2 separate regions of the Homo sapiens genome follow, and region 1 is linked to region 2. Evidence: chromatin loops called from intact Hi-C (ENCODE). Cell type or tissue: Calu3. All regions are shown on one strand. Links, peaks and the distances in the headings refer to the core of each region. The heading gives the core; the rest is flanking DNA. Region 1 has its middle 23 kb from the start of SLC2A2. Region 2 has its middle 110 kb from the start of TNIK.

Region 1 (16,600 bases), core at 4,616-12,615, 520 kb before region 2:
TTTGTAGGTGAGGAAACTGGTATTCAAAATAGTTTAGTGATTTGTTCAATGTCACATGATTAGATAGTGTCAAAGTTCCATATAAGCCCACATGTATGACTTTAGATCTTTCTGCTATATATCACTATCTTTGTTACTGTCTGGAAGCCAGTTATAAAGATTATCCTTCATGTGATCCACACCACAGTGAATGTTTGGCTCTCTATGCATTTATATACTGTTGTTATCTGAATTACAAAACAATTAATAACTGGATTCTTGATCATTATAGGTGGAAATAGACAATTGTTTAAACTACAAAATCATGAACATGTTTTCCACCAGATCTTCCTCTTTTCCCAGTCTCACCCACAATCCAAACAGAAATTTACCTGTTGTATGTAGCTACTCATACGCTAAGAATTCCTATGATATCTTTCCATGAGGAAAGATAAAATGAGGACTTTATTGAATGCATTAAAGTGGTGCACTTGAGATGATACAGTTTTAGAAGACACTGCTTTTGAATAAAGATAAATTAGTGGCAACAAAATGTTTCAAATGCAAGCCTTAATTAAACTTTGTAAGTCTAAGCAATGTAAGCCAGTTGGGCCAATAATAATTAGATCCTTATTTCTTTTCTTTTTTCTTTCTTTCTTTGTTACTTTTTTTTTTTTGAGATGGAGTCTTGCTCTGTCACCCAGGCTAGAGTACAGTGGCACACTCTGGGCTCACTGCAATCTCCGCTTCCCAGGTTCAAGTGATTCTCCTGCCTCAGCCTCCCGAGTAGCTAGGACTACAGGCATGTGCCACCATGCCTGGCTAATTTTTTATAGTTTTAGTAGAGATGGGGTTTTACCGATGGTCTCAATCTCCTGACCTCATGATCTGCCTGCCTCGGCCTCCCAAAATGCTGGGATTACAGGTGTGGGCCTTCCAAAGTGCTGGGATTACAGATGTGAGCCATTGGGTCCGGCCAATTAGATAGATCCTGATTTCTTAGAGTAGATCTTAGGGATAAATAAGCCAATAACAACTAAAGCGTGAGCTTTGATGTGTAGACTTGAGGGATAGGATTTGGTAAAGAGAAGATAACTTGTCTGACAGTAGTGTGAATGTGAGTTGGGTGGGGCACTGGGTGGAAGGGGAGAGAGAAAGGACACCAAAAAGAATGGAGGTTGGGTCTCTGGGAGAGCCTGCTGATGCTGGCATATTGTTTCGTGTAGGTGACACTCTGGGACTTATACTGACCTCTTGGAGTTCCCCCAGCAGCGAACCTTGGTAGGGGTCCAGGGAGGTGAAGTTGTGGTCCGAGAGCATCATGAGCTGTATCTCTAGCCACATCCATGCAGTGGGGAGCCTGCTAGAACCTTAGAGTGTCCTGTGCTGGAACTAAGAGGGGAGAACATGGAGCTGGTTGTTGATACCAATTCTGTCTGTGGCCCCCAATAAATAGGCCTGTTTCCTTTATTTCTTCCCCCCTGCCCCACCTCATTTTAAACTTACCTAGAATTGAGTCAATTCATTGGAACTATGTAGGTGGATTACTAAGGAATTCATGGATTCTTCTGGCTATCTTAGTGGTCACCTGGACAGACTCAGACAATAGAAGGTGACTAAACCCGATTTACATAAGAGGCCCCTGAGATCTCTCTTTCTCTCTTTTTAAAGCAATCTGGTGATTTTAATGTATGTAAATCTACTTTAATAAAAATTAAATAATTATTAATGTTTTGAAGGCTTAAATGGGAGGTTATATCTTATAGACAAAATAAAAATAAACAAGTGAAAACATTTAGAAAATGAGAAATCCAGGAGCTGTAATATGTGAATAATACAATAATAGATGCAGAATGCAAAGACAGAATATAAAGAGAAGTGATGATTACAGCAAGGGAAAAATAAGGAAATAAAAAGACTTGACTCTTCTTTACTCTAAGGAACAACATGCATCTCCGGATATAAAAGTATTTTCTGAGTCTTATGCTGGCTGGCTGGCTTGCTGGCTTGCTGAATGAATGCATATATACTTATATACATACATACACAGAAGACACAAACCTAAGGCTGATCTGGTAAATGATGCAAATCCAAATTAAGAAATTAAGTCTTATAATGTTCTATATAAAGAGGGCATATTACATGGGAAGAGAAGCAAGAAAATTTTTTCTCCCCCATGGTCTCAGTGTAGCTTTATTGAAAATTAAGTCACAAATTACAACACTCATTGGGGAAGATTTGCCTTCCTCTCAATTACAGTTAATAGAAGAAAATTAATGTAGCAATTAATGTGGCCTTTATTAAGGGCCACAGCTTAATAAAGGTTTGCTATTCCTGTGTTTAAACTCTTGGGCCATAACTTACATAAGAAACACACAAAAAATAGATTGCTTAACATTTTAAGCGTTCTAGTTATTTTCACACATGCCATATTTATTGAAAAGGACAGAATACATTGAATTTTACAGTATATTAAACTTCATCTAATTTGAACGTAAGACTGGCAAAATAAATGACCAACTTCTGAAACAGAAATTACTATTTGATTAGTGCCATTACAGAGCTGCTGGCATTTTATCATGTTCTTTTAAAAAAAATGTAGTAAGAACACTTAACAGGAGGTCAATCCTCTTAACAAATTTTTCAGTGTACACTACATTATTGTTGACTATAGATTCTGTGGGCCCTCTTGAGCACATCCCAAAGGCAGACCTCTGTCCACCAGGTGCAAGGCAAAGGAAGCAACCCTGGTCTCTGCGACTGTCATGGAAAGGGGTGGTGACTCCAGCTTTCCACTGACCCACTGTGGGGCTACAGGTACCAGATGGAAAACTACCTAATAGCTTATATATGAGTAGGTGCCGTTCCTACCTTTTAATTACTTCTCCTTTCCAAAATATTTACTTCATTTTAATAGCAAATTAAACACAAATACATGAGGCCATTCTCACTGGGAAAATTTTATAAAGTACAGATAAAACTAAAATGAACCTCTGTTGCCCCCTTGACAAGATGCATCCTCAGAGGTCATCTCTGTTTTTGGTTTGGTGAGTATGTTTCCAATTCACCATCCTCTTTGAACTTTCTGGACTTGTTTCACTGGTTTCTGTTATGATGAGGTTTTTATTTCATTACTTCACAAGAAGCTTCCTATTAGTTTGCTCTTCTCAGTACGCCATGAAGTCTGTATACAAGTGATGTCCAATTCCTCAGTCCAAGCTCAGATGTCTGAATACCCTTTCCCAGCACCCTTGCTTGTTTAAGAGACAGCATGAGAAAAAGATCAGCTGTGTTACTCCTTCTTCCAGGCCAGATGATTCTGGTTGACTCCCTTACCTTGTGGACTATGGCTTTGGAAAGGAAGAAGTGTACCCTTCTTAGAATGGTTTTATATCTCTTCTGAACCCAAAGCATCTTGTAAAATGGAGTTCATATTCACGAGGGTTTGGAGCACTAGACTAGGGTCAAGAGACCTGGTTTTGTCCTCCCTCTGCAAGGGTTGGGCTATTTGATTATGGGAAAGTCTTGCTTAACCACTCTGCTCTTTATCTGTAAAACAAAGTAAATAATCTCTAAGTGTCCTCACTTGCAAAATGGGGATAGCATCTGATTCATGGGATTGCTGTGAGGATTAAATATGATAGTGGGGATATATTGCTTAGGACAAAGCCCAGCACATAGTAATTACCTGTAAATATCAGCTGTTATTGTTTTTCTGCTCTGTTTCCATGATTCTTTGTTCTTAATTTAACATCCTCTCCAAAAATTAATATGGGGTCCTGTGACCCTCTGGGGTGACTAGCCAGGCGACCTCTACTATTTTTTTTTTTTTTTTGTCCTGGAGCTTATGATATTTGGCAATAAAGGCAGTTTTCATTAAAGGAGCTAGGGGCCACTTACTGAGTGGTCAGTCCCCTGGATTTGTACTATTATGTCGTGGAGGTTTGACAATCTGTGGCAAATTCCTTTGACACGTGTATCTATGGCAGTGTTTCAGCAAACACTGTCCTAATTAAGTAATCACAGGGCGGTTCAATCTAAATTGAATGGTGCTGCTTCATGCAGAAAATTTTTGTTTGCAATACTTGAGTCATCTCAGTTTAAATTAAATCTATTAAGATTCTCTGTCTAACCATTTTTCAAACTCCTGACCTCGTGATCCGCCTGCCTCGGCCTCCCGAAGTGCTGGGATTACAGGCATGAACCACCACGCCCGGCCTCTAACCATTTTTCAATCAAATGTGCCGAAATGACCACAAGTGCTCTGCAGGTCATCTTTCTGAGTTTGTGTGTCTTTAATGTCTGTGGGTTAATCATTTTCAGATAGTGTTTGTGCTATTTTCCACCACTGCCTTCTATACCAGTTACTGCTGATTTGCAGGGTGCTGAGGGAGGCTTATGAAGTTGACATAAAAAGTGGGATCGAAGATCATGAGGTTATTGTTGAGGTTTAACAAACAATGTTGGTCCATGTTGTTGACCAATAGGTCACCAATAAAAGAAGCAGTGTCAGGGAGAAGCGATTCTTGTGTTAGCTGTTTGTCAGACACAGAGGAGTTCCAGGAATGTACTGTAACAAGCAGATGGTGCAACTCGGTGGTGGACAAGTTGTTGACTCAGGCATTCTGGCTCTTTTCAGAGACATTGAGAGTCAGTGGCAAGACTAGTAAAAGTAAGACAAAATAGAATTTCCCTCTCCCTTACACCTTAAAGTCACCTCCTCTGTTGGAGCAGAGCAAGTGGATTTGATCAAGTACTTTGTGGTGGATGGTGGGGAGAGGAAGCAGTCCTTTCCTTTTTTTCAGTGATTCAAATTAGAGTAAAAAATTGGCCAGGCGCGGTGGCTCATGCCTGTAATCCCAGTACTTTGGGATGCCGAGACGGGCGGATCACGACGTCAGGAGATGGAGACTATCCTGGCTAATACGGTGAAACCCCATCTCTACTAAAAATACAAAAAAAAAAATTAGCCAGGCGTGGTAGTGGGCACCTGTAGTCCCAGCTACTCGGGAGGCTGAGGCAGGAGAATGGCGTGAACCCTGGAGGCGGAGCTTGCAGTGAGCCGAGACTGTGCCACTGCACTCCAGCCTGGGCAACAGAGTGAAACTCCGTTTCAAAAAAAAAAAAAAAAAAAAAAAAAAATGAAGGCCACTTGGGGCTGTGGTCTCTGAGCGCTCTAAGTTCCTTGTAGATATGCAATGTTGTGCTTTCAGGATAGTAAAAGAACACAGCAAGGGTAAGGGGGTAGGTCTGTGGCTTTATGCTAAAGGGCAAAGAAAAAGAAATATTCTAGGCCGGGCGCAGTGGCTCACGCCTGTAATCCCAGCACTTTGGGAGGCCGAGGCGGGCGGATCACGAGGTCAGGAGATCGAGACCATCCTGGCTAACATGGTGAAACCCCATCTCTACTAAAAATATAAAAAGTTAGTCCGGCGTGGTGGCAGGCGCCTGTAGTCCCAGCTACTCGGGAAGCTGAGGCAGGAGAATGGCGTGAACCCGGGAGGCGGAGCTTGCAGTGAGCTGAGATTGCGCCCCTGCACTCCAGCCTGGGCGACAGAGCGAGACTCTGTCTCAAAAAAAAAAAAAAAATTCTGAGTGTTCCCATAGGTAAGTATCTGTAGTGACATTCTATTCTAGTTCATCTGTGGTGATTATAGCCCCAGCCAGGACACAGCCCTAACATTAAAGCATACCTGATCTTTCGTTCCCTTGACAGAGCACCCAACCTAACTCATGCAGTGTCCTTACAGATTTCTTGCTAAGTGAAAATTCACGTAGCATTATAATCCATTAATTTGCTACTGCAGAGCCAGCTCTGACAAGGAGATAACTGCTCCAGATGCCAAAGCACTGAAAGATTGTTGTTTGAAAAGTTTATTGGGTAATGAAATAGAAAAGCATCTCAAATGCCAGATGCACAAGGTAATGTTTTGTCTGATTGTCATTGTTAACTCCCGCTAGGGCTATAGTTGGAATGTTAGTGGGAATGTAGGACGAATAAACAGGTTAGGGAAGAAACCATGGCTTTGCCACAGAAACTTGATAGGTTAGGCTAAATTTGAGTCTAAAGATGGGTGTTCTTTCATTGAGGTACAGTTATATTGATTTATAGATTATATATATTGATTTATATATTGCTTTTTTTTAACCATTAAAGCTTAAGGAAGCAGTTCAATACAGGTCAAAATGTATATAATAGGAATATAAACACAAAAGTACCAGATGGAAATATGCATCAAACAACAGACAGCCAATAAAAAGTAATTTGGCTTTTTAAAAAGGGGAAGAAGGGACAGTATGATTATGAGTGTTGAGAGTGGCATAGGCAACAAGTGTATGGGTGTATATCTATATCTATAATCTATTTTTCTCTCTAGATATATATTGTACATTAGTTAAACAGGGGTGTCCAATCTTTTGGCTTCCCTGGGCCACATTGGAAGAATAATTGTCTTGGGCCACACATAATATACACTAATGATAGCTGATGAGCTAAAAAAAAAATCGCAAAAAAAAAAATAATGTTTTAAGAAAGTTTATGAATTTGTGTTGGGCGGCATTCGAAGCCATTCGGGGCTGCAGGTGGGACAAGCTTGTTTTAAAACTAACAATGATATTCTTTTTACGTAAGTATTTTCTAAACTTTCCCTTGGATTTTATGGGCATATTATAAGAACAACTATGTACGAAGTTTACAAAGATCTGATCTGGAAACACAGCACAATTGTGAGGCAGGCAGGAATGATCTCATTACCCCTACTTTAGAAAGAAGAAAACAGATGCTTGGAGAGCGATTTGTTTAGGGTCATCAAGCTCTGACTTAAGATTTTATTCTTCCATATATTTCAGGAATAATGTCCCACTTCTTAACTTTCTCTTTTTCACTTTATTTTCACCTTTTCTTTTAGTTAAAGGCCAAGGAACAGCCTTTCCCAGGGTGCTGTCACTGACATTTACACCCTTGATTTTAATGTCTTAGGGACTAAATGCTCTTTGGTGAGATGCTATTCAGGTTTTCTTTATTTCAAAGAAGAGTCATTATTCTTCATCCAGTCATTATTATTGGAGTAGTTCAGTAGAAAAAACACTAGACTGGTAATCAAAAGAGCCGGCTTCTTATTTAGATTCCACAACTCCCCAACCCAAGTTCTTGAGCAAGTTATTTCTCTCCTAGTCTCCATGTCTCCATTCATAAAAGGAAGCAGTTAAACAGGATGAGCTCTAAATTAAAATTAAAATTAGGGAGAAAAAATTTAAAATATGATGAAAAATAATTAGCATACCTGATTAAAGCATAATTAGAACATGCAAGGAATAGATAAAACCAATGAAACAAACCAAAAACTTAAGAGTAAAAAAGAACTTAAGTATAGATTAAAAACTTATAGATAGGGTGGGTGCGGTGGCTCATGCCTGTGATCCTAGCACTTTGGGAGGCAGAGGTGGGTGGATCGCCTGAGGTCAGGAGTTTGAGAGCAGCCTGGCCAACATGGCAAAGCCCCGTCTCTACAAAAATTAGCCGGGCATGGTGGCAAGTGCCTGTAATCCCAGCTACTCAGGAGGCTGAGGCAGGAGAATCGCTTGAACCCGGGGGACGGAGGTTGCAGTGAGCCAAGATCGTGCTGCTTCACTCCAGTCTGGGTCTAAGGGCGAAACTCCGTCTCAAAAACAACAACAACAACAACAACAACAACAACAAAAACTTATAGATAAAATGTGAATAAAAAGAGGAAAAGGGTTAAAAACAGGTAACATACAAAGGTGAGTTGAGAAATTTAAGCATAAAATACTCAAAGAATAAGGAAAGTGAAGTATGAAGAATTCAAAGTCACAAAGAAGTAGGAATTGACAGCTATCAAATAAGAGAGAAAGGCAAAAGCAAGTGCAAAACAGTAAATAGCTAAGCCAAAAGAAATCAGAAGAAGACATGTATAAAAAATAAGTGTTAGTAAATAAGTAGTAATAAATTTTATCTCAACCTAAGACTAAGAGACAATAAAAAGGATGGTAAAAATAAATGTTTGAAAATCAAAAGGGGGTAAACATGAAAAAAGAAAAACAGTTAAAAGCAATATAAGTAAGCAAAGTATATGAAAATAAGGCAGAAATGATAGCAATAAAATGTGCCTTTCAGGGAGGTTTTTTTTTTTTTTTAAAGATATTTCAAGAAAAAAAGAAGAAAATGATCTGCCTACAAGAGCAAGTAGGTGTCATGTGTCCTTAGCAGTCTTCTGAGCAGAGGTAACATGTTGCAGTATAGAATCTCTGAGGAAACTCAGGCCTGTGATGGACAGCAGAGCTCCCAGCTGCCAGGAGGGGTGTGCCCCGCAGGATGAAGCCCATCCAGGAGGTTTAAGTGTAGATGAGGAGCAAAGTCAGTGGGCCAGATGGCCCCAGTGGCTGGTCCAGCAGACTCTAGCCTTTCTTCTAAAAGCACTACTTGGGACAAACGATGGCCACTAAGATGCCTGTACAACATGAGAAAGAGGTGGTTGTTTGGACACACTTTTGATGTCTATATAGGCTGGAAAAATGCAGAATTGTTCAGAGCAGAAGGAAAAACTCCAGACGTGTAGTCTTCCTTCAAATTTGTGATTGCGGGTTGTCTAGGACTGTGGGCATCAAAATGACATTCCTGCTCACAGCAGGATGGGGATGGTCGAGAAGTTTGCCTTAGTAACAAGCACTCAGGTGATTCGTATGATCAGAAAAGTTTAGGTTAGTAGGACCACACAATAGCTTCATGCATCAAAGCCGAGGTTCAGTAAGGACATTTGAAGGATTAGTTCTACAGGAAGCAACTAAAAAGATGTCCAGAATTATATGCACGAAATGATTCACTCACGGGGAAAGAAGTTGGGGAGTGGGGGTGAGGTGGGGAGCTACCATACCAACATATGGTAATTTTGGCCATTCCTAACAAATGGTGTTACAAACGTTGCCCACCAGAGGTCAGGCCCGGCTGAATCAGGAAAGCCCTGTGGCATATGTCAGGAGGTTGGGCATAGGAGTCAAGAGAGAATGCTATACGTTGTTCAATTGAGTTTAAGCCTGAGGATACCTCTGTGCTTGAGGCTTTACATGGCAAACTGAAACCTGGTTTTGTACATAGATTGACTGAAGGCCTATCTTAGGAATATACTCTTGTAACACGTGGCTGAATCTTAGGCAATCACAGCAGTTTAATTTCAACTGATTGGCCACCAGCTGATTCAAGTAAGGAAAAACACTTGGTAAGCTGTCACTGTTGTTTTCTGTCCATAATGTCATCTGACCAGTTTGCAGGCCCAGAGTTCTTTGAACCTGTTCTGGTCTTGAGTGAGGGCTGCCCAATTCTAAAACTGATAATGAAAGCCAATTAAGATCTTTAAACTAAATTTGTTGTAATGTTGTCTTTTGACAACATTCATGTAGTCAAATTTCCTGCTCCACTAGCACTTTCTCTAGCCATATTGAATGATTTCCCATTTCTGTACCCACATGCTCTTCCACTCCTCTGTGCCATTGTTCAAGTCTCTCCCTCAGGCTGGAAAGCCTCTCTCTTTTTTTTCCTCTCCCAATGTCTTATGAAGGCCATATCCCTTCATTTTTGTCCCATGCAATCCTTGAAATCCTCTATCAAATGACTGACTCTGTTCTTTGTCATTATCTCTGTTCATGTCTCCTGCCTTCCTCATGTCCCCTGCAACCTAGGGAGATCGTTTCTCCATCACCTCTTTCTGCCTCAGCATCCAGTATGAGGCCTGTTATAGAATAGACAGCTGATAGATAAATGGCTACTTTGCTTTCCTTCACGTAGATAGTACATACTGCTTTAGTGGCTCCTCAGAAGCCAGATTATAGCTGCCTCAAATGTTTTAAAAAATAAGATGGCATATAAACAGGTAAAAAAAAAAATACGATGATGATATTGAATTCTCTGACATCTAAAGGTGATAAGGGCAGCCATATTAAAATGAGCTGAAACAATGACCATTAACATGTTATCCACATTAAAACGTTGCCATAAAACACAACCAAAACAAAAAGGGGATTCTCAGGGAAAATATTGACAGTTAAAAATTTTCCAAACCATGGTCTAAGACCAGGGATTGGGTGATATATCAAGAGGTCCAACACCCCATCTGTATACCAGGCATTGTTTGTAGCCTAAATAAATGATTCATATGTATAGTAATTATTTTAAAAATGAATGTGGCTTATAAAATGCAGCTTTATTTAAAACTGTTACTAAACTTTTTGTTGCTTTTCTGTTTCTGAGGTAGATAGGAGGTGAACTCATCATACTTTTAAAAATTGGGAATGAATTCTTTTGGTAAATGAGGTGACTAGGATGCAGTTAGCTTATGACTTCTGAGTTTCGCTGTGTCGTCTGTTTCACAGCATATCCACTGTGATGGCACTAAAGCCTATAGAGCTTTCTTAAATTCCACTTACTTGATGAAGCCAGCAAAATAAATATAAATCATGGACATTAGGCAGGGTGTCTGCTTTGTTTCCAGTGCTGGGTGATGCTCTTGGGTTTTTTCCTATCAATTTTTGAGATGGGCAGTATATTTCTATACTGAAATAAGGTCTGGACTTTTGTAAAAGTTCTCTACAGCAGTTGTTACCATATATTTTTAGATGTTACTAGCTAGGAAAAATTTCAACAAGAAAACTGAAGTCTCCACCACTGATATGGTTTGGCTGTGTCCCCACCCAAGTCTCATCTTGAATTCCCATGTGTTGTGGGAGGGACCTGATGGGAGGTGATTGAATCATGGGGACAGGTCTTTTTTGTACTGTTCTTTTGATAGTGAATAAGTCTCACAAAATCTGATGGTTTTAAAATGGGAGTTTCCCTGCACAAGCTCTCTTCTCTTGTCTGCTGCCACGTGAGATGTGCCTTTTGCCTTCTGCTATGATTGTGAGGCCTCCCTAGCCATCTGGAACTGTAAGTCCAATAAACTTCTTTCTTTTGTAAATTGCCCAGTCTTGTGTATGTCTTTATCAGCAGCGTAAAAATGGACTAATAGAATAAATTGGTACCAGTAGAGTGGGGTACTGCTGAAAAGATACCCCAAAATGTGGAAGTGAGTTTGGAATTGGGTAACAGGCAGAGGTTGGCACAGTTTGGAGGGGCTCAGAAGACAGGAACATGTGGGAAAGTTTGGAACTTCCTAGATACTTGTTGAATGGCTTTGACCAAAATGCTGATAATGATATGGACAATGAAATCCAGGCTGAGGTGGTCTCAGATGGAGATGAGGAACTTGTTGGGAACTGGAACAAAGGTGACTTGTTGTTTTAGCAAAGAGACTGGCAGCATTTTGCCCCTGTCCTAGAGATTTGTGGAACTTTGAATTTGACTGAGATGATTTAGGGTATTTGGCTAAGCAGCAAAGCATTCAAGAGATGACATGGGTGCTGTTAAAGGCATTGAGTTTTAAAAGGAAACAGAGCATAGATGTTCAGAAAATTTGCAGCCTGACAATGCAATAGAAAAGAAAATCCCATTTTCTGAGGAGAAATTCAAGCCCGCTGCAGAAATTTGCCTAAGTAATGAGAAGCCAAATGTCAATCCCCAAGACAATGGGGAAAATGTCTCCAGGGCATGTCAGAGACCTTTGGGGCAGCCCTTCTTATCACAGGCCCAGAGATTTAGGAGGAAAATATAGTTTTGTGGGCCAGGCCAAGGGTCCCTCTGCTGTGTGCAGTCTAGGGACTTGGTGCCCTTCGTCTTGTGACTAAAAGAGGCCAAAGTACAGCTTGGGCTGTTACTTCAGAGGTTGGAAGCCCCAAGCCTTGGCAGCTTCCATGTGGTGTTGAGCCTGTGGGCACACAGAAGTCAACAGTTGAGGTTTGAAATCCACCTAGATTTCAGAGGATATAAGGAAACACCTGGATGCCCAGGCAGAAGTTTGCTGCAGGGGTGCGGCTGTCATGGAGAACCTCTGCTAGGGCAGCGTGGGAGGGAAATGTGGGGTCAGAGCCCCCACAGAGTCCTTACTGGGGCACCACCTAGTGGAGCTGTGAGAAGAGGGCCACCATCCTCCAGACCCCAGAATGGTAGATCAACCAATAGATTGCACTGTGCGCCTGGAAAAGCCACAGACACTCAATGCCAGCCCATGAAAGCAGCTGGGAGGGAGGCTGGACCCTGCACAACTACAGGAGTGGAGCTGCCTAAGATCATGGGAACCCACCTCTTGCATCAGCATGACCTGGTTGTGAGACATGGAGTCAAATGACATCATTTTGGAGCTTTAAGATTTGACTGCCCTGCTGGGTTTTGGACTTGCATGGGACCTGTAGCCCCTTTGTTTTGGTCAATTTCTCCCATTTGGAATGACTGTATTTACCCAATGCCTGTACCCCCATTGCATCTAGGAAGTAACTAACTTGCTTTTGATTTTACAGGCTCATAGGTGGAAGGGACTTGCCTTGTTTCACATGAGACTTTGGACTGTGGACTTTTGAGTTAATGCTGACTTAAGACTTTGGGGAACTGTTGGGAAGGCATGATTTGTTTTGAAATGTGAGGACATGAGATTTGGGAAGGGCCTGGTGCAGAATGATATGGTTTGGCTGTGTCCCCACCCAGATTTCATCTTGAATTCCTATGTGTCCTGGAAGGGACCTGGTGGGAAGGGAATGAATCGTGAGGGCAGGTCTTTCCTGTGCTGTTCTCGTGATAGTAAGTCTCTCAAAATCTGATGCTTTTAAAAATGGGAGTTTCCCTGCACAAGCTCTCTTCTCTTGTCTGTTGCCATGTGAGACGTGCCTTTCACCTTGCACCATGATTGTGAGGCCTCCCCAGCCACGTGGAACTGTAAGTCCAATAAACCTCTTTCTTTTGTAAATTGTCCGGTCTCGGGTATGTCTTTATCAGTAGTAATGAAATGGACTAATAATACACCCACTCAACCCCAAATCTTGTGAAGAACAACAAAACTGTCAACTTTTAATTTTGCCAAACTAGAGCATTTAATAAAATAGCCATTTATTATCAGCATCAGCTCTCAAATACATTGTAACACTAAAATGAGGGCACACCATCTCCAAATAAGACGATCTTTAAATGAGCTTTTATACAAAACTCACTATGCTGTCCTTTTTGGTCATTTTTCCTTGGACTAATGATAACTTTGGCCTGAGCTGGCTAGGCTTCCAATTATGAATGTGGCTATTCTAGTGAGAAGGAATGAGATGGGGGAAGAGTATCAAGTTGACCTGAAGGCTATGCTGTTTCTTTCTGCTCCAGTGATGCCTTCTAGCTCTAAATCCTTCAATTTTTCAACTGCCATCTCTCTTATTAAATGGGTTTAATAATAAAAGATAACCTGAGATCCATGGAGCACTGGGTACAGTGCTGAAAATGTTCATCAGACCGTGATGCTGCTGATCCCTGCCCTCATGACTATGGGTAAATTAACATTGAACTTTGGACATGAAGATGACTAATTTTTGGAGGGAGATAACCCTATATCAAATTGTTATTGTCATAGAACATGGATTTAGTTGCTTATGAAAATATAAAAACATGTATTTAAGCTGTTGAGTTACAATTTTAAAGAAAACCAACACCCTAAAATATTTTTTTTCACATATAGAGAACTCACTTTGAAAATGTTTTTGTATCTTAACTGGAGTTTGTGATAATCTAGATTGTTCACAATGACTGTGACACCTTGTCCCATTTCTTAGCATCTTTTTCATATTTTCCATCTATCCCTGAAACTAATGTCCTGCATTTTTCAACAGGACCTCAGGAATCTGTAACTAAGCACCATGGAACTCCAAAATGCTTTTGGTCCTGGAAAGGTGAAGACCTTGATCCTAGCTATTTAGCATGAATTACACACTATCCTTAATCTCAACAGATTTGTGAAAAGACACAAAAAGTAATGAGGACCAAAAAAAAAATTCTTTCACTGTTATATTGCTTCATATGACATCATTTTGTTATCTTCCTTCTTTATTTTTTAAAAAGATTTATTAAGTGAGCAGGAAAATACATGATTGAACAAATGGAAACTACAGGGTGTGCCCTTTACAAGACTGAGTGAAACAACAGATTAATCAGAAGGCATGTGTCAATTTTCTACAATGAAACTTCATGCAACATTCAGTGGAGCTGAATATATACAGATGTTAGAGGCTTCCCAGGGAGGCAGAATTGTTGTCCTTGGAAGATTGTTAAGACCCAAATGTCATTAGGCTGTCTTCAAGCTGCATTTGGCAGGAGGATACTTTCACTGTTGTTTATTTCTTGTTTCAGAAAAAAAAAATTGTTTTTTTAAACATTTAGACCAGAAAACAAAATTCAGAATCCCCACCCACATCCAATAACTGCATTTATTGCAATGCCAATAGCTTAAAATGGATCATTATCTGTAAAAATGTAAGAGTTTTGAAATACTGCTTTTCTCATGGTTCTATATGACAGCCCTTCTTACGTTCCTGCAACTTGGCCTGTTAGGATGATTCATGGAGCAAGAAAGTATAGCCAGGGTCATAGCCCGGTGTCTTCCATCCACAATAGCCTTCCAGGAAAGAAAATCTGTAGGGTTTTCTATTTTCTATATGACATAAAACCTATGCTTTTATGATATAAACTTTGGAGACAGTGTTTTTTTTTTTTTGAAACTGAAATTAATCATATAGTTTTTTACCCTTTAAAAAATTCCAAAGCTCTGTTATTATTTTCATTCATTCTTTCATCCAACAGATATTTACTGAGTGACTAATATTTGCCAAGCATTCTTCAAAGCACTGGAGACGGACCAGTAAGCAAAGTATATGGTGATAAGTACTGTGAAAGGCAATGAAGCAGAAAATGAGTGGGGGGATGAGAAGTTATTTGACACAGGTCTCTGACAGTACAGGAATATTTGTACAGAGACCTGAAGGGAGGGAGTCAGCTATGTAGGCATATGGGGGAAGTTTTGAGACTGAGAGACAGCAAGGACAAAGACTCTGAGACAGAACATGCTTTGAGGGTGTTCTGGGTGAAGGAAGGAGGCCAGTGTGACTTTAGCAAAGTGACAAAAGAAATAGATGAGGTCAGAGAAGTGGCAGTGGCGGCTGAGGTGGGGCCAAAAGTAGGACAGATTATCACAATGCCCTTCTAGGCCACTGTAAGGATGTTGACATTCCAGGTGAGATGGGAAGGCATTGAGGGACTAGCAGAAAAGTAGCATAACCTGGAATATGTTTTAACACCATCATATCAGGCAAGAAGTGGCTTGGACCCAGAGTGGATTGTGGATATATTCTGAAACTAGGGAAAACAGGATTAAAAAAGAAATGGATTCGATGTGGTATGTGAAAGTGAAAAATAAAGGATAACGAGATTTTCTGGTGTGAAGGAATAGAGCTGCCATTTACTGGCACAGGGAGGATTGCAATGGGAGTTCAGTAGTACCCCCTTATCTGAGGGGGAGTTTGAAGACCCACTGTGGATGCCAGAAACTGTGGATAATACTGAACCCTATACATACTATTTTTTTTCCTATCTATACATACTTCTGATAAAGTTTAATGTATAAATTAGGCACAGTACTCTTGCACTTTGGGGCCATTAAGTAAAATAAGGGTTACTTGAACACACGCACTGTGATACCATGACAGTCTATCTGATAACCAAGATGGCTACAAAGTGACTAAGGGGAAGGTGATGTTTACAGCATCGATACGCTGGACAAAGGGATGATTCATGTCCTGAGTGGGGTGTAGCAGGATGGAGCAAGACTGCATTACACTATTCATAACGGTGCACAATTTAAAACTTAGGAATTATTTCTGGAATTTTCAATTTAATATTTTTAGACTGCAGATAATCGCAGGTAACTAAAACCAAGGAAAATGAAACCATGAATAAGAGGAATACTGTGTATTGATTGGTGAACATGTCAAGTTTGAGATGCCAATGACACATCCAAATGAAGGTGCTTCATAGGAAATTAGTTAAATTGTATGCCAGTTTTATTTGGCATTCAGGGAAGAGGTTGGGTCTGGAGATTAAAATGTGGGTGTTGTAAGTGTATAGTTTTTAAAGCCCCAGGACTGGGAGAGATCACTTAGAGGGGGATGCCTAGGACTGGGGCACTCCAAGAAGTCAGCCAAGGAGATTGAGAAGCAGTGGCCAGGAAGGTGAGAGAACATGAGAAAGATGCCCCAGAACTGAGAAAGCATTTCAAGAAGGAAGTAATTATTAACTATGTCAAAGACTGCAGATAACTCAAGCAGCATGAAGCCAGAGACCTAACCATTGCATTTGAAAGCATGGAGGTCGCTGGTGTCCTTAGCAAGAGCTGCTGTGGTAGAGATGAAAGCCTGATTTGAGTTGGTTCAAAAGACCAAGGGAGGAGAGAAATTTAGGACAGTAAGTATACACAGTTCCCCCTAGAGAGTTTTTCTGTGAAGAGAAACAGATAAATAAGATGGTAGTTACGTTACCGAAACACTAGGTTTGGTCTAGGTCCTGCTGCTTGCCACACAGAAAGCCAATCACTGAGATGACAAGTATTGCCAAGAAAGTAGGCTTTGGTTTGGTCGGGTGCTGCGGCCAAGGAGATGGGAGCTTAGTCTCAAATCCATCTCCCTGACTGACCAAAACTAGGCATTTATATAGCAG
Region 2 (16,600 bases), core at 3,401-11,400:
CAGTCTCGCTCTGTTGCCCAAACTGGAGTGCAGTGGCTCAATCTCAGTTCACTGCAACCTCCATCTCCCAGGTTCAAGCAATTCTTCTGCCTCAGCCTCCCGAGTAGCTGGGACTACAGGCGGGTGCCACCATGCCCAGCTAATTTTTGTTTTTTAGCAGAGATGGGGTTTTACCATATTGGGCAGGCTGGTCTCGAACTCCTGACCTCGTGATCTGCCCACCTTGGCCTCCCAAAGTGCTGAGATCACAGGTGTGAGCCACTGCGCTCGGCTGCCCTCCCCCACTTTTTTCTTTCTTAAAAATATATAAGTCCTTGTCTTATGGGAAGGTTATAATGTAATGTTGAAATCAACAGCCCTGGGTTCAAATCCTGACTGTGCCCCTTGGGCCAATGACTTAACTTTTTGAAGTCTCAGTGATTCTATATTAAAATTGAGATAACAATGCCTAGTGAACAGTGTTGTGAGGAATAAATGTGGAAAGCACTTGGGACCCTGCCTGGCACATTGTGGGGCTCAGTGAATTTTGGTTTCCTCCCTACTCCAACCCTTCCAGTGGGAATGAAGAGGATGCATCCCCAGCGGAAAGCTGTGGAAACACGAGTTGGTCAAACAGCCCCTCAGGGACACCCAAGGCCCCACAGTCACCCTGTCATGTCTTTGGATTAAGCATCACCCTTTTATACCTCTCTTTACAAATGCCATCATGTTGAATCTCCAAAGAACATGGGAAAATTAGTTTGTCCGGTATTTTCTGCCTGCTGGGAAGGGATGGGACAGGGACTCAGAGGGCGGAGGCATGAAAACAAAGCAAAGTTTTGACTCCGGTGGAATTTTATTGTGATCAGGTGGGCCTGACCAGAGCAGCCATCCTTGCGGGTCTTGAGGCTTTGATCTTGGAGATAAGGCTTTTGTGAACCTCAGAGGATTTTCAGAGTAGCTATTGTGCCCCAGTAAAGAAATGAGCCGGTAAGCATTTTTTCTTTAACCAGATAAATCTGGTATCATAATATCCCCAGACACGAAAGCAGAATGCAGACTTGGCATTGAATCACAGAGGGAGGAACGTCTCAGACTGAGCCTGTGCCATGGGAACCTGATGGCAAACAGGGCCTGGAGCCCCCTGCCCCCAACATTCTGGAGAAAGGGTTTGGGAAAAGGACAGCCCCTTCAGTTCAACCAGATGCAGCAAGGAAGTGGGGGTAGATTGGAGGAGAGTGGGAACACACACAGGTGATTCTCCTGCTCTGGGTTGATCAAACCAAATATACAGGTTATAGGTTAGTGGGAAGGTGAAGACCCTATTCACCCATTTAATAGGGAGGTGGAGTGGGAGGGAAAGGTCTTTCCTTCCATGGTCCCCACCCAAACAGGCCAACGTATGGTTCTGTGATAGGTGCTAACAAGCCAACATTACTGAAGTATCTGCTTCATGTAGAGTCCATTGATTACTAATGAAGAGAAGCATCAATAGTTCAGGTCCACCAGGTTGCTGGCTGTTAACCCATATTCTTCGTTTTTTAAAAGTTTATTTACCACCCCAATCTTCCCACCCCAAGTTAAATCCAGTACAGATACAAAGGAATACTGTGCAACTAATATAAATGCCCTTGCAGAGGACTATTTAATGACAAGGAAAAAAATGTAGGTTACAAAAGCAGTATAGCCCCATTTTTATTTTAATGAATGAAAAAAGGCAAACATGTCTCAGGGGTCAACTCTGGTGGTGGAATTACAGATAATTTTATTTTCCTTTTCTTATCTGAGTTTTTGAAATTATTTACAAATAAACATATATTACCTGTAAGTAAAAAAGACAAAATTATTTAATTTAAATAAATATGTTCACTACAGGTCATGATACCCTTTTTTACTAAATATGAGTATGAGTAAATGTGAGTACACACTACATATAATTTTGCAATCTGCATGTAAGCATTGTCCATGTTATTAATAAGATCATAATTATTATTTTTAATGGCTGCATGGTATTTTATCATATAAAAAACCATGATTTTTTTCTCAATTTCCAATTGTTGGCTATTTATATTGTCTCCAATTATTATTATTATAAATAAGGCTGAAATCAATATTGTTTTAGCTTATTTAATTTTTCCATAGATTTCTTTGAAAATGTTAGCCACCTACTTATTTTACCTTACCTTCAACTGCCTTGGCAGGATTGAATTTCCATATACTCACACACCTGCATAAACATCTTTTTCTTTCTAACTGTATACCAATGAGCTTTTAGTGCATTTTTTTTTTAACAGGGTCCCTCTCTCACGCTGATATTTCTTGTAGGATTGTTAGTCATTCAAATTGCCAAGACAGTTGTCAATCACAAATTCGGGCTGTAGAGATCATCTAGTGCTATGTCCATTTACAGGGAGAAAGCCAAGGCCTGGAGAGGTGAAGCGACTCGCCCAAGGGGCTATCCAGCTACTTAGTGACCAAGCTGGAATGACAATTTGGAGAATATTTTCCAAAGGCTGGGAATTTTGAGGGAGGGTCACTAAATGGGAAACGATGGTAATATTTGGAGGGAACATTAAACAATGATAGAGCAGAAGGTAGGGAGAATGAAAAATAACTTAGCAGTAAGAAGGGGAGGGAGTAGAAAGATTGATAGGAGAGAGGAGGAGAGGCTGGATGAGGGAGGAGAGGATGAGAACTGAAACTAAGGACAACAATGTAAAGGGAAAAAGAAAAAGTGATTGAGGAAAATTCACACATTGAAATCCTTTATGGCAGGGTTTCTCAACCTTGGCACTATTGGCATTTTAGGCCAGACAATTCTTCCTTGTGGGGCTGTTCTGTGTAATACAAAATGTTGAGTAGCATCCCTGGCTTCTACCCACTAAATGCCAGTAGCATCCTCTTTCTTCCGCACCGCCCGCTGTGATGACCAAAAATGTCTCCAAACATTGCCAAATGTCCCCTCAGGGGCGAAGTCACCCAAATTGAGAACCACAGCTCTATGATATTGTTCTCCAATGATACTACTGGAGAATGATTTCTCCCATTCCTTAATACTGGAATGGAATCTAGACTATCTCCTGAAAGGCAGAATTGGAAGCAGAACATTTGAATGCAGTTTATAGATTGTAGGTCTCAAAACAGTGAGGTTGTGCTGAAAGGCAGGGAGGGAAAATGATTAAATAAAGCCCATTTTTCAGATAAAGAGAATGAGACAGGAAATACACAATTTGCGTCAGGCACTAAGATGAGTCAAAGAGAAACCAGTAAGAGACACATGAACTTAGTATTTGACTTTTTGAAAGAAGAAAAACAATTTTATCACCAACCCTCCCCAACTTCAATCCTGGATCTTTGTGAGAACAAGGAAGGGAATTGTTACTCTCCCTAGAAGCTGACAAAACATCAGGAATTGGAAGTTACATTTAGAAATGTTGCTTTTCAGTGAAGGACAAAAGTAGAGGATGGCAGGAGCTAGAGCTGCTGACTGAAGGAAAAAAATAGCCATTGTGGGCCCAACATTGAGACCCCGCCTTAGCTCCTCAAATCCTCCCATCATCTTTGAGGCAGGCCCTATTCTTCTTTTCTTCTTTTCTTCTTCTTCTTCTTCTTCTTCTTCTTCTTCTTCTTCTTCTTCTTCTTCTTCTTCTTCTTCTTCTTCTTTCTTCTTCTTCTTCTTCTTCCTTCTTCTTCTTCTTTTCTTCTTCTTCTTCTTTCTTCTTCTTTTCTTCTTCTTTTCTTCTTCTCTTCTTCTTCTTTTCTTCTCTTCTTCTTCTTTCTTCTTCTTCTCTTCTTCTTCTTCTGCTTTCTTCTTCTTCTTCTTCTTCCTTCTTCTTCCTTCTTCTTCCTTCTTCTTCCTTCTTCTTCTTCTTCTTCTTCTTCTTCTTCTTCTTCTTCTTCTTCTTCTTCTTCTTCTTCTTTTCTTCTCCTTCTCCTCGTCCTCCTTCTCCTTCTCCTTCTTCTTATTTTTTATTTTATTTATTTATTTTTTTGATGGAGTCTTGCTCTATTGCCAGGCTGGAGTGCAGTGGCTCAATCTTGGCTCACTACAACCTCCGCCTCCCGGGTTCAAGCAATTCTCATGCCTCAGCCTTCTGAGTAGCTGGGATTACAGGCACGCGCCACTACGCCCAGCTATTTTTTTTGTATTTTTAGTAGAGATGGGGTTTCACCGTGTTGGCCAGGATGGTCTCTATCTCCTGACCTCGTGGTCTGCCCGCCTAGGCCTCCCAAAGTGCTGGGATTTTTAATTTTAAGTTCTGTGCAGAACGTGCAGGTTTATTACGTAGGTGTACATGGAGGCAGGCCTTATTATTAACTACATTTGGCGGATGAGTAGCTGAGGGTCAGAAGTTGAGTGATTCGCCCAAGCTAAGTGATGAGGCCACAATTTCAAACCAGACCCACCTGATTCTCGAGGCAGGGCAGTAACCTCTGAGCACCCCTGCCTCTATGCCACGGACAGAGCCTGCTTCTGTAAGATTACCGCTCTGTCTCATTTTAGGGTACTTCCCAAGAAACTCCCTCAGTTCACCTCATCATGGGTACAGGTGAGAGGACTCGTCACTCACTGTGACAGAGGCATGCAGCCTGGAGGCTCCCCCTGGGGGTTTGCCCGGATCCTCACGGTGCAAGAACACTGACAAGATCCTGCCGTGGAGTTGGTCAAGATTTCCTGGAGTGCTACCAGAGGCCTATTCTGGGCTTGCACACACCCAGGCCCTCCCTCTGGGCCTCTCCTGCAGCATGGTGGCTGTCTCCCCACTGGCCCTCCAGAGCCATAGTGGCCCTGGTACAGGTGAGCTGTCTCCCCACTCCATCCTCCAGAGCCACACAGCCCTGGTACAGGTGGGCTGCTGTGACCCTGACATGGTGCTGTGGTTTCTTTCCTTCACAAGCACAATTAGGCAAGCCATCGCTGTCAGATTCATTTTATTTTTAAAAAACTTGTTTGGTATTGTATTTGGCATTTTAAAAGATGTTTTATGGTGTTACATTTTAAAAGCCAATTTGTTTTCACCGCAGGAAGGCCCTCAGGAGGGAAGAGCTGTTTTTTAAACTGTTCCCCTTGTACAAAAATATTTTCCAAGTTATTTAGATTTATAGTACAGATAATACTTGTCTCCCATTGGTCCAGGATAACAAGTAATAATAATAATAACAAATAGTGTAATCTGCTTAATCTGAACTATGCGCTCTTTTTTTTTTTTTCTTTTGAGACGGAGTCTCGCTCTGTCACTCAGGCTGGAGTACACTGGTGCGATCTCAGCTCACTGCAACCTCCACCTCCCAGGTTCAAGCAATTCTCCTGCCTCAGTCTCCTGAATAGCTGGGATTACACCCACACCACCATGCCTGGCTAATTTTTGTGTTTTTTTAGTAGAGACATGGTTTCACCATGTTGGTCAGGCTGGTCTCAAACTCCTGACCTCGTGATCCGCCCACCTCGGCCTCCCAAAGTGTTCGGATTACAGGTGTGAGCCACTGCGCCCCGCCATATGCACTCTTATATGTACATACACTATGCACTTTTACACTTTTATACATGAAGAAGTTGAGGCATAGAGAAGTGAAGCAACTAGTCCCAGGTCACACAACTGAGACCTGCAAAACCTTAAAAAAGAAGAGAGTGGAAATCTTTCAACCTGATTAAAAAGTATTCCTGCTTTCAACATAAGCTGCATATAACCAGTTCCAAGATTGCAGATTCACTTCTTCCTACAAATATGTATCGAAAACCTACTATGACTCCATTCACAGGAAGATGGTGCCTCAGTCAAGATAAGAATTCCCGGTCTATGATTTCAGCACTGGATACAGGCAGGCAGTATTATTTTAAAAAGTTTGCAGTATAAAAAAACTTCTCTCCTATTTATTGCCTCCACATGGCAATGTCCCTCCCATCTCTCTTTACAAGAGAAGGCAGCCAGGCACCTTTGTCTGTTTGTCTCATCACTCAACCCCCGACTTCCCCTCTCACTCCACACAACTGCATCCCCAAGTGCTGCCCTCAAGGCTGGGCCTAATGGGCACATGGAGTCCTTATCTTACTCATCTTCCCTGTGGCATTTGACACGCTTACCAACTTCCTATTCCTTGAAATTCCCTTTTATTGAAACTCTAACAACTTCCCAAGACTTCCTGAGGTCATCTTTTTCTCGTTCCCCTCCCACTCCTGGGATGCTCCTTCTTGTTCTCTTTCGTTATAATGACTTTCAAAACTGGGAACTTGAAGTGTACTTTGTGCAAATTAACTCACATGGTTTTGATGAACTGAATCAGCATCATACCCAGCGCAGGGATGGGAAATAGAGAGGAAGACCCACTGCGGGACTTCTGTTTGCCCACTGATTCAGTGAGAAGCCAGGATGCCAGGTCCAGCACAGCAATGAGTTTGATTGTGTTGATTGTGTCTCCTCCAGACATTCACTGTCAACTCTCAATGCAGAAACAGCTCATGAACTATATTTAGGAAGGACAGAGCCTGATGAGTGTGGAAAGACTGCAGGTTTGGGCACAGGGCTGGATTTAAAGGTCTAGACCTGTGAACACCACCTATTTTGTTGGCTGTTAATTTTAAGTGTATGTTTGTTCTAACAACAGGACCCTAGCTTCTGCTGGCCCTTAAGGGTTACAAGATTTTCCTCCTGGTGACAGATTGTTTGGCTACATCCCAAAAGATATAAAACTCCTTCCAGTCATCCCAGAATTAGGTCCATAGATTTCCAGTTATAGAAGAGAGCCATTCTGGGTAACACAGCAGATGTAAATTATGTGCCTGAATTGATTTTGCATTAATTTCTCGTAGGCTATTTTCATGCTGCTTAAATACCACTTTTTAAAGCCACTATGGTATTGTATTTTAAAAGCTGATTTGTTTCCACCACAGAAAGGGCTTCAGGAGGCAAGAGCTGTTTTTCAAACCCTTCCCCTTGTGCAAAATTACTTTCGCCAGTGAGGAATTTTCAGTAATGAGCTGTCTGTTTGCACAACTCTTCAGTGCATGTTTGCATGCTGCTTCTGTAAGCTTCCTTTTGCAAGACATATCATGAGACACAAACTTCAAGTTTCCTACTCCCTTGAGGGACCAGCCCTGCCACTCATTAGCTTAATATGGAAGCCCAGGGGCTCAGATAATAACACTTTATGTTCTTGCTGTACAGCAGGGCCAGTATGCTTTGTGCTGTGGACTCTTGGCTGTCCTGCTTGATCCAAATGCTTTTGGAAACCATCAGATAAAGGGCAAAAAGACAGTCTGTAAATCTATGGGGTTTTTGGTACAGAAATAGGGCTAGGCTCACATTGAACTCCTGAACATGATATCAAAGCTCTTATTACAACTTTTTATGCATGAACTTTCATATATATAAAACTGGACATCACATAGCAAAGTAATAGCACATCAGCTGTTCCTACCACTAACAGATGGCAGGAGCAGGCAGGGGAACTTCAGCTGAATTTCTTCACTGATGTGGCCATTGTTTGCTATGTTTGGGTGTTTGTTTGTTTTTTGAGACAGGGTCTCACTCTGTCACCCAGGCTGGAGTGCAGTGGCATGATCTCGGCTCACTCCAACCTCCACCTCCCAGGTTCAAGCAATTTTTCTACCTTAGCCTCTTGAGTAGCTGGGACTACAGGTATGTGCCACCACGCCTGGCTGATTTTTTGTATTTTTAGTAGAGACAGGGTTTTGCGATGTTGCCCAGGCTGCTCTCAAACTCCTGGCCTCAAGTGATCCGCCTGCCTTGGCCTCCCAATATTTGGCTTTCCTTTGATTTTACAAATGGCCTGACAAATCAACTCCCTCATCCCCACTTAAGTACTAAGAGTATTGAAAATGCAATTAAAAAGAAGGGTAAATTTTGATGGAAACTACAGTTTTCATAAAAGTGGAAAGAAATGGATGATGAATGGCTCAACAGGACAAAGAGGAAGCTACACAAAATTAAAAATTAAAAAATTATCAGTATAGCTGGAAGACTGGAACTGAAGTTGGATGTCTGTTATCCTGAGGTTAATTCAGGAGAAGGCTCTGGACTAAAAGACAATTGGACTGAGAACTCCCTTTAGGGATGTCACCTATTAAAGAAAGGTAATTTTGTACAAAGCTGCCGCATTTACCGTGAGGCTGCTCATTTTTAGATTCTAGCACCACCTAGAGGACAGAATGAGATAATTTCCATTCACCACTGAACCTAAGGAATCTTTCATCAATTAACCGTTTTTCAGTTTTCAAAACACTTAAATTTTAATATCTGATTTGATATCCAAATAATTGTCTTTGAGGTAGGAATTTCTACCTTTAGTGTACTGATAAAAAATCAATTTTTCCGCTGGCTTACTGTCCAAAGAATTTGATCAGTTTTTTATGTGATCAAAAATTATTATCCATGGATTATTTTTTAAACTTTATTTAGGTACAGTTTATATACTCTAAAATTAACTAATTTAAAGTGTGCAGTTCAATAGTTTTTGGTGAATTTACTGAGTTGTGCAACCATCCCCATAGTCCAGTTTTAGAACATTTTTATCCCCCCAACAAGATTCTTTTTTTTTTTTTTTTTGAGACAGGGTCTTGCTCTGTCACCCAGGATGGAGTGAAGTGGCATGATCTCGGCTCACTGCAACCTCCACCTCCCGGGTTCAAGCAATTCTCCTGCCTCAGCCTCTTGAGTAGCTAGTATTACAGCTAGTAGCTGGTATTACAGGCACCTGCCACCACGCCTGGCTAATTTTTGTATTTTTCAGTAGAGACAGGGTTTCGCCATGTTGGCCAGGCTGGTCTTGAACTCCTGACCTCAGGCGATCCTCTTGTGTTGGCTTTCCAAAGTGCTGGGATTACACTCATGAACCACTGTGCCAGCCAAGAGTCTCTCTTTTTTACAGTTAATCCCCATTCTCACCCAGCCCCATGAAGTCACCAGAGTTTTTTCTGTCTGCATAGATGTGCTTTTTCTTGGAATTTCATATAAATGGAATAATAAAATGTGTGGGGTTTTTTTGCATCTGGCTTCTTCACTTAGCATAATATTTTTGAGGTTTATCTGAGTTGCAGCATTTATCAGTATTTCATTCGTTTTGATTGCTGAGTAGTACTCCCTTGTATTGATATACCAATTATATTTGTCCATTCACCAGTTGATGAACATTTAGGTTGTTTCCAGTTTTTTGCTATTTTGAAAAATATTGCTATGAATATTTGCATGGAAGTTGTTTTTCTAAGTAAGAAACTTTAATTAGTAAACAGGGAAGTGAATAAAACATGTGGAAGAAGGGTGATTATATGAATTATGTGTATTGAGGAGAAAAAAATAGAATAAACAATCAGGAGATGCCTAAGGGAAAGGCATCTGGGTCCTGGGCCCCGGATTCAATGTGTACCCAGGAACCAAGGAGTTCTTGGTATCGTATTCTTCCAGAGACACAGAAGAAGCATGGGGAAAATTATTCAGGATTTGCTCTGATAGTTTAGCAGTATTTGATGACAGTTTTTAAGGTGTTTCTTAATGTTGGATCAATACAATATGTAGCCGATGCAGACCTTGGTAACACATCTGAGGTTGGAGATTGAAGTACCATTATGATCTCTCCCCATCATGAAGATAGAGGTGAAGGGGACATTTCAAAGTGAAAAATAAACTATGTGGTCAGATGCATTTGAGTCCAAATCCAGGCTCTGTTAATATCTATAAGGACTGCAAGGTCAAAGTTCTCATCAGTATCCCTGGAGGCCATGGTACCTATCTCACAAGGCTGTTGTGAGGATTTGCTAAGATGCTTTATGGAAAGCACTTAGCATATGGCCTGGCACACAGTGAGTTCTGATGTTATTTTTGTAAGATTGGATTGTGCTTGACAAACCCAGGAACAGTGACATTGACTTCTGTTATTCCTGAGAACCTTTTACATCATTTCATTGGATGTTTCTGGCCTGAGATTCTGGCAAAAAGAAGTATAAATTTTCTTCAGAGATGATAAAAATGTTTGTGTAAGTGGAACCTCATTAAAAAATATTGCTTGTCACCCAGAATGTTGTAGGCTGGTGGAAAGATTTAGTGCTAATCTCAAGGGAGTGGTTAGGACTTAGGGGGATCCACACTGGACCAATCAGCATGATAGGTTACTAACTCATTTTGCATATAAAAATGTTGTCTAGGACTCTACAGAATTCTCCCTATTAATGGATGACAGTCAGAGGTCCTTGGGTTTAATCAAAATTTAATACCTTGTGAGAGGAAATATGAAGAATACAAATGATCAGTAATAGACAATATGTCAAATGCAGTAATTGCCAATTTTAAAAAGTCTCCTTGTCAGCATATCTACCTTGATTTGTAGTTAGGAACACATGGCCAGAGCTGTATTAAGCCTCTGGGAAAACAAAGGAATGAGATACATATTCTGTTGCAAGAAAATATATCAGAGATTCAACAAAGCCATCATATCTAAAATAATAAAACAGCATGTTTAAAAATATTTAAATCAGGGAATTTCTCCCCCCCCCCCCCCCCATAAAACTGAAGGCTCCTACTTCATCTGGTGCAGGGCAGATGAATCTTCCATGAACTGCTTTTATATTCACCCAAGCAGTATATTAAGAAGGCTGAAGTCAGAATGAGTTCCAGAAATCTTTCTGTTGAGGAAAACCAGAATCTGAGGAAGGAGCAGTTATTAGATGTGCTTGTTTGTCACCAGAAGAATGCAAACAAAGAAATACAGATGAGTTCAGAGTGCTACAGATATCTTAGAGCAAACCAGATAACTATTGACTTGGTGCTATATACTGTAAGGGAATAGCAACCATGTTAGACATTTTGGTATACTGACTTATTGGCTCCAATTTTTATAGCCTTGTAGGCACAGCCATTACCATGTGGCTTTTGAATTCCTCCACTAGAGGCATTGATGTTGGGTTTGAATATTTTGCTTCCTGTGGCCAATAGGATGCGAGCAGAGTGACCATGTACCAGTTCCAGGCTTAATCCTTAAGAAGCATTTGTGTTTTCAGTTGCTGTCTTTGTTTCTGCCGTTGTTATGAGAAGAAAATACTCTGGTCAGCCTGGTGGTCTGAGGAGGAGGAAGAGAGACGCCACATGAAACAGTTCTGGAATCACGCTCAGCCTAGATCAGCTGACCTCTAGCCAACCCACAGATACGCAAGCAAGAATAAGGGATTGCTGTTGAAAGCTGCTGGATTTTGAAATTGTCAAGCGGCATTACTCTGACAATAGGCGGCTGACATAGATGGCTGTTTTATAGGGTTAGTTGAAAAAAAGACTGGGAGAACCTTAATCTAAGGACTATCAGGTCTTCATGGTCACATTTTTTCTGAACAATTGATAGAAAGTTAAATTTTCTACAGAAACAGGAGCATATACTATATCTAAAATTGATAGTCGGATTGTTTGGGAGCACTAACACAACAGGTTTTCCACTGATTTATATAGGGTTGGGAAAGAAACGTGCTCTGATTTTTGTTTTAGCTAATTAATGCTACCTCGTGCCACCCACTCTGAAAAAGCTCTTCTTCTTTTTATACCCATCCTCCTCAAATGTCAGAAGACTGGGAGTGGGACTGCTTGCCAGGTTTTTGTTTTCTTATTTGAAGTCCTCTCTTTGTAAATCTAGCTGGGAATCTCCACACTGTTTTCCATAGTGGTTGTACTAGTTTACATTCCCACCAACAGTGAAAAGTATTCCCTTTTCACCACATCCATGCCAACATCTATTTTATTTTTTAATTTTTTTATTATAGCCATTCTTGCAGGAGTAAGGTGGTCTTACCTTGTGGTTTTCATTTGCATCTTCCTGATCACGAGTGATTCTGAGCATTTTTTCCTATGTTTGTTTGCCATTTGTATATCTTCTTTTGAGAATTGTCTATTCATGTTCTTAGCCCACTTTTCGATAGGATGGTTTGGTTTTTTCTTGCTGATTTGTTTGAGTTCCTTGTGGATTCTGGATATTAGTCCTTTGTCGGATGCATAGTTTGTGAAGATTTTCTCCCATTCTGTGGGTTGTCTGTTTACTCTGATGATTATTTCTTTTGCTGTGCAGAAGCTTTTTAGTTTAATCAAATCCCATCTATTCATCATTGTTTTTGTTGTATTTGCTTTTAGGTTCTTTGTCATGAAGTCTTTGCCTAAGCCAATGTCTAGGAGGGTTTTTCTGATGTTATCTTCTAGAATTTTTATGGTTTCAGGTCTTAGACTTAAGTCGTTGATCCATCTTGAGTTGACTTTTGTATAAGGTGAGAGATGAGGATCCTGTTTCATTCTCCTACATGTGGCTTGCCAATTATCCCAGCACCATTTGTTTTGTGTCCTTTCTCCACTTTATGTCTTTGTTTGCTTTATCGAATATCAGTTGGCTGTAAGTATTTGGCTTTATTTCTGGGTTCTCTATTCTTTTCCATTGTTCTATATGCCTATTTTTATATCACTACCATGCTGTTTTGGTGACTATAGCCTTTTTGTTTTTGTTCTTGTTTTTGAGACCGGGTCTCACTCTGTCACTTAGGATGGAGTGAAGTGGTACGATGTTAGCTCACTGCAATCTCCACCACCCAGGTTCAAGTGATTTTCATGCCTTGGCCACCGGAGTAGCTGGGATTAAAGGCATGTGCCACTATGCCTGGCTAATTTTTGTAATTTTTTTAGTAGAGACAGGGTTTCACCATGTTGGTGAGGCTGGTCTTGAACTCCTGGTCTCAAGCGATCCACCTGCCTCAGCCTCCCAAAGTTCTGGGATTACAGGCATGTGCCACTGTGCCTGGCTGACTATAGCCTTATAATATAGTTTGAAGTTGGGTAATGTGATTCTTCCAGATTTGTTCTTTGTCCTTAGTCTCCCTTTGGCTATGAGGGCTCTTTTTTGGCTCTATATGAATTTTAGGATTCTTTTTTCTAGATCTTTGAAGAATGATGGTGGTATTTTGATGGTAATTGCATTGAATTTGTAAATTGCTTTTGGCAGTATGGTCATTTTCACAATATTGATTCTACCCAACCATGAGCATGGGACGTGTTTCCATTTGTTTGTGTCATTTATGATTTCTTTCAGCAGTGTTTTGTACTTTTCCTTGTAGAGGTTGTTCACCTCCTTGGTAGGTATATTCCTAAGTATTCCTTAAAGAACTAAAAGTAGATTTACCATTCCATCCAGCAATCTCACTACTGGGTATCTACCCAGAGGAAAAAGTCATTATATAAAAAAGATATTTGCACACACGTTTATAGCAGCACAATTCACAATTGCAAAAATATGAAACCAGCCCATGTGAAAATATGGAACCAGCCCAAATGCCCATCATTCAACAAGTGGATAAAGAAAATGTGATATGTGTGTGTGTGTGTGTGTGTGTGTGTGTGTGTGTGTGTGTGTGTACACCCACACATGGAATACTACTCAGCCATAAAAAGGAATGAAAAAATGGCATTCACAGCAACCTGGATGGAATTGGAGACCATTATTCTAAGTGAAGTAACTCAGGACTGGAAAACCCAACATCATATGTTGTCACTCATAAGTGGAAGTGAAGCTATGAGGACACAAAGGCATAAGAATGATACAATGTGCTTTGGAGACTGGAAAGGGTTGGGAGGTGAGATATAAAAGACTACACATTGAGTACAGTGTATACTGCTCAGATGATGGGTGCACCAAAATCTAGAAATCACTACTAAAGAACTATTCCATGTAATCAAACACCACCTGTTCCCCAAAAACCTATTGAAATGAAAAACAAAATAAAATATAAACAAATAACTGGTTTTTTTGCTGCATTAATTTTCATTTGTTAGCCTTGTGGAAGAAGTCTGGAGTACCCCCTAAGAATTGGCAAGGCCTTCTGGCTTACAGCAAGAGGGGAGACAGTGTGAGAGGTAAATAGGCAGCCCAGCAATCCCTGGTAGAGTTGATTGGACACAGGAATTGGGACAAAGACTAAAGCCAGGTCTGAGTTGGAACTCTACCATTCCTAGTTGCTTTGTAAGGCCAGCACTTCCAACTGCTATCCCATATATCTAATTCCATCATCTAATGTAACTAACAGACCCTGTAATTTTGATTCTGAAAGTGTTATAAGAATGTTGGAAAGACAGGAAAACATAAAGAAGAAAAATAAAAGCAGAAATAAGACCGCCACCTAGAGATAAGCTCTCCTAACATTTTGCTATCTGATATGGTTTGGCTCTGTGTCCCTACCCAAATCTCATGTTGAATTTTAATTTCCAATGTTGGGGTAGGGACTTGCTAGGAGGTGATTAGATTATGGAGGCAGATTTCTCCCTTGCTGTTCTCATGATAGTGAGTGAGTTCTCATGCGATCTGATGGTTTAAAAGTGTGTGGCATTTCCCCCTTCACTCTGTCTCTTGCTATGCCATGCAAAAAAGGTGCTTGCTTCCCCTTTGCCCTTCCACCACGATTGTAAGTTTCCTGAGGCCTCCCCAACTATGCTTCCTGTACAGCCTATGGAACTGTGAGTTGGTTAAACCTCTTTTCTTCATAAATTACCCAGCCTCAGGTAGTTCTTTATAACAGTATGAGAATGGACTAATACACTATCTATCTTTAATTCTAATCTTTTTTTTTCTCCTTGGGAAGTATATATTTCTCAAACAAAGTTGATTTTTAAATAAAAGTTATGATTCCCTAAGGTGTATTTTAAAAGGTGGTTAAAAGGCATTCTGTGACAAAAAGAATTCAGTGGTCCACTAATTTGAAAAACACTATATTTTATGTCCCCCTTTCATGGATTAATAATCTCATAATTATATTAAGGTTCTGGAAATATTTATAGTAAAGAAATTTTTAAATCCCAAATTTTATTACCTACAAAACACTAATTTTTTTTATAGAAACCTACTAAAATATTGTGGGACTCCATAGACTACCTACTTGGAAACACTGGTTTAAGATGTTTATCTCTTTTAATTTATCTTGCCTGGTGGTTGGTGAGTCCTTTTCATTTATAGACTCAGATCTTTCTTTGGATTGGGAAAGTTTTCTTCTGTTATTTCTTTGGCTGTGGCTTCTGCTCTTTTTGTAGAATTAATATAATTATATGGGATCTCCTGAAATTTTTGCATATCTCAGCTTCATTTTCATTGTCATCTAATAATTTTTCTCTTTCAAAATTTTCAAGATTATTTTCTACTTGATTAATTTTGTTACCTGCAATCTTTAATCTGTAGAAATACAATTACACATATTTTCAAGAAATGTCTATTTTCAAAAAGGCAGATACAATTTGGGTGGTTTATTTAAGATGCAAATCCATTTTCACTTACTTTCTGTCAGAGTTTTTATTTAGAAATTAAGGTCTAAATGTTTGCTTACTTTTTTAATAGCTTAAAACTTGCATTTAAAGTTTGATATTTTGTTTGGAACTCCCCCTCACTGAATTAGAATAAGAAGTAAAAAACCTAGTAGCAGGGAAGGAAATGAACTCTCCTAGATATTGGGGTCTGTGTGAAGATGCCACATCAGAATGGGAATAAATGTGGCTACCAGAGGAGCCTGCAAAGTTTCTGGATTCTAATGGAAAAGAAGAAACTGCCTTTTGCCTGGAATTTCCTGATGTGGCCCCAAATAGCTATCCATCTCATGCCCTTAGACATGCTTTTCCATACCTGTAAGTTAAATATAAGAAAATTGCAGTGTCAAGTCGACATAGGCATAATTATGTATAAGCATGTATACAATACACAGAGAGTTTATACCACACACAATGTTCCTTCTCGAAAGATACAGTAAGAATCTTTAGTCGGTGTGACTTACAGAAGCATTCCTGTAGAGGGTTCATTTTATTCCCTGCTAAAGAACATTGCTTAGCTCTACTGATTCATTTCTGAGAGTCTTGTGGTGTCCTTGACCCAGCCTGATCTGCCTGGGACGTGGCATCTTTTTATCAGCGCCTTTATTATTCATAGATTTTGTATCTCTGGATACTTCAAGTTTACTTGAAGTACTGTTTTTTAAATTTGATTTCTAAGATAGCTTTGTTTTCTCCAATCTATTCTGCAAAAGTTCCTGCTGTTACGCCACTTGTTACTCCAGAAGTGCATTTTCTCTCCTATGAGTGCTCTTTGCATATCTTTTTTCTTTCTGTCATGACTCCATTTTTGCTGGCTCTGTTCTTTTGCACGGACAGGCTAATTCTGGTAAGGCTCCAATCAGGATTTTGACATAAGGAGTTATTTCTTAATATACACTAGGCTGAAAAAAATGATTTCTCAAAAGTGAAACAATCCCAGCCAGAGCTCACATCATACCAGTGTCACATAGGCTTCATGGGAATTCAAAGTTTCTGGCCATAGGAGAATGAAGGCAATTTTGATGACAGTAGCAGACATAGCTCAGGGTTTACTACTGTCTTGAACCTCAACACCAAAATATTCTTTTCTGAGAATTTAGATGAATGGCACTTATTTTCAAAATGTTTGCTTTCTTCTTCAAAGAAACACGATATTTCAGAGTAAAGTTTAAAGTGAAACACTTTCTAGGAACAAAATAGCTCGCTGGTGCTTAACTGTTATAACCTCCTATAAGCTAAATATTTGCCTTTGTATAGTTCTAATTATCTTTGTCTCTCTTCCAGTCCCTGGATACCCAGATGCC

Evidence for each region. Hi-C counts contacts between places; a loop is a spot of excess contacts. Peaks named below come from ENCODE experiments on the same cell type or tissue, not always from the same donor. Only the 100,000 strongest peaks of a DNase experiment are listed, where the experiment ranks them.
Region 1: it touches region 2 in a loop (13-fold over the local background); 87 of 110 quality-filtered maps call a loop at or near these places.

The regions. Positions count from the first base shown.
Region 1 is chr3:171,041,087-171,057,686 of GRCh38, forward strand. No RefSeq gene overlaps it. Among named protein-coding and RNA genes, the nearest start is that of SLC2A2, 23 kb to the left of the region's middle. RefSeq lists a silencer at 8,860-9,069. In Calu3, for the core only: a CTCF peak has its summit at 8,924 (motif pointing right); a DNase peak (open chromatin) is centred at 8,935.
Region 2 is chr3:171,558,888-171,575,487 of GRCh38, forward strand. No RefSeq gene overlaps it. Among named protein-coding and RNA genes, the nearest start is that of TNIK, 110 kb to the left of the region's middle. In Calu3, for the core only: a CTCF peak has its summit at 8,141 (motif pointing left); DNase peaks (open chromatin) are centred at 4,584 and 8,114.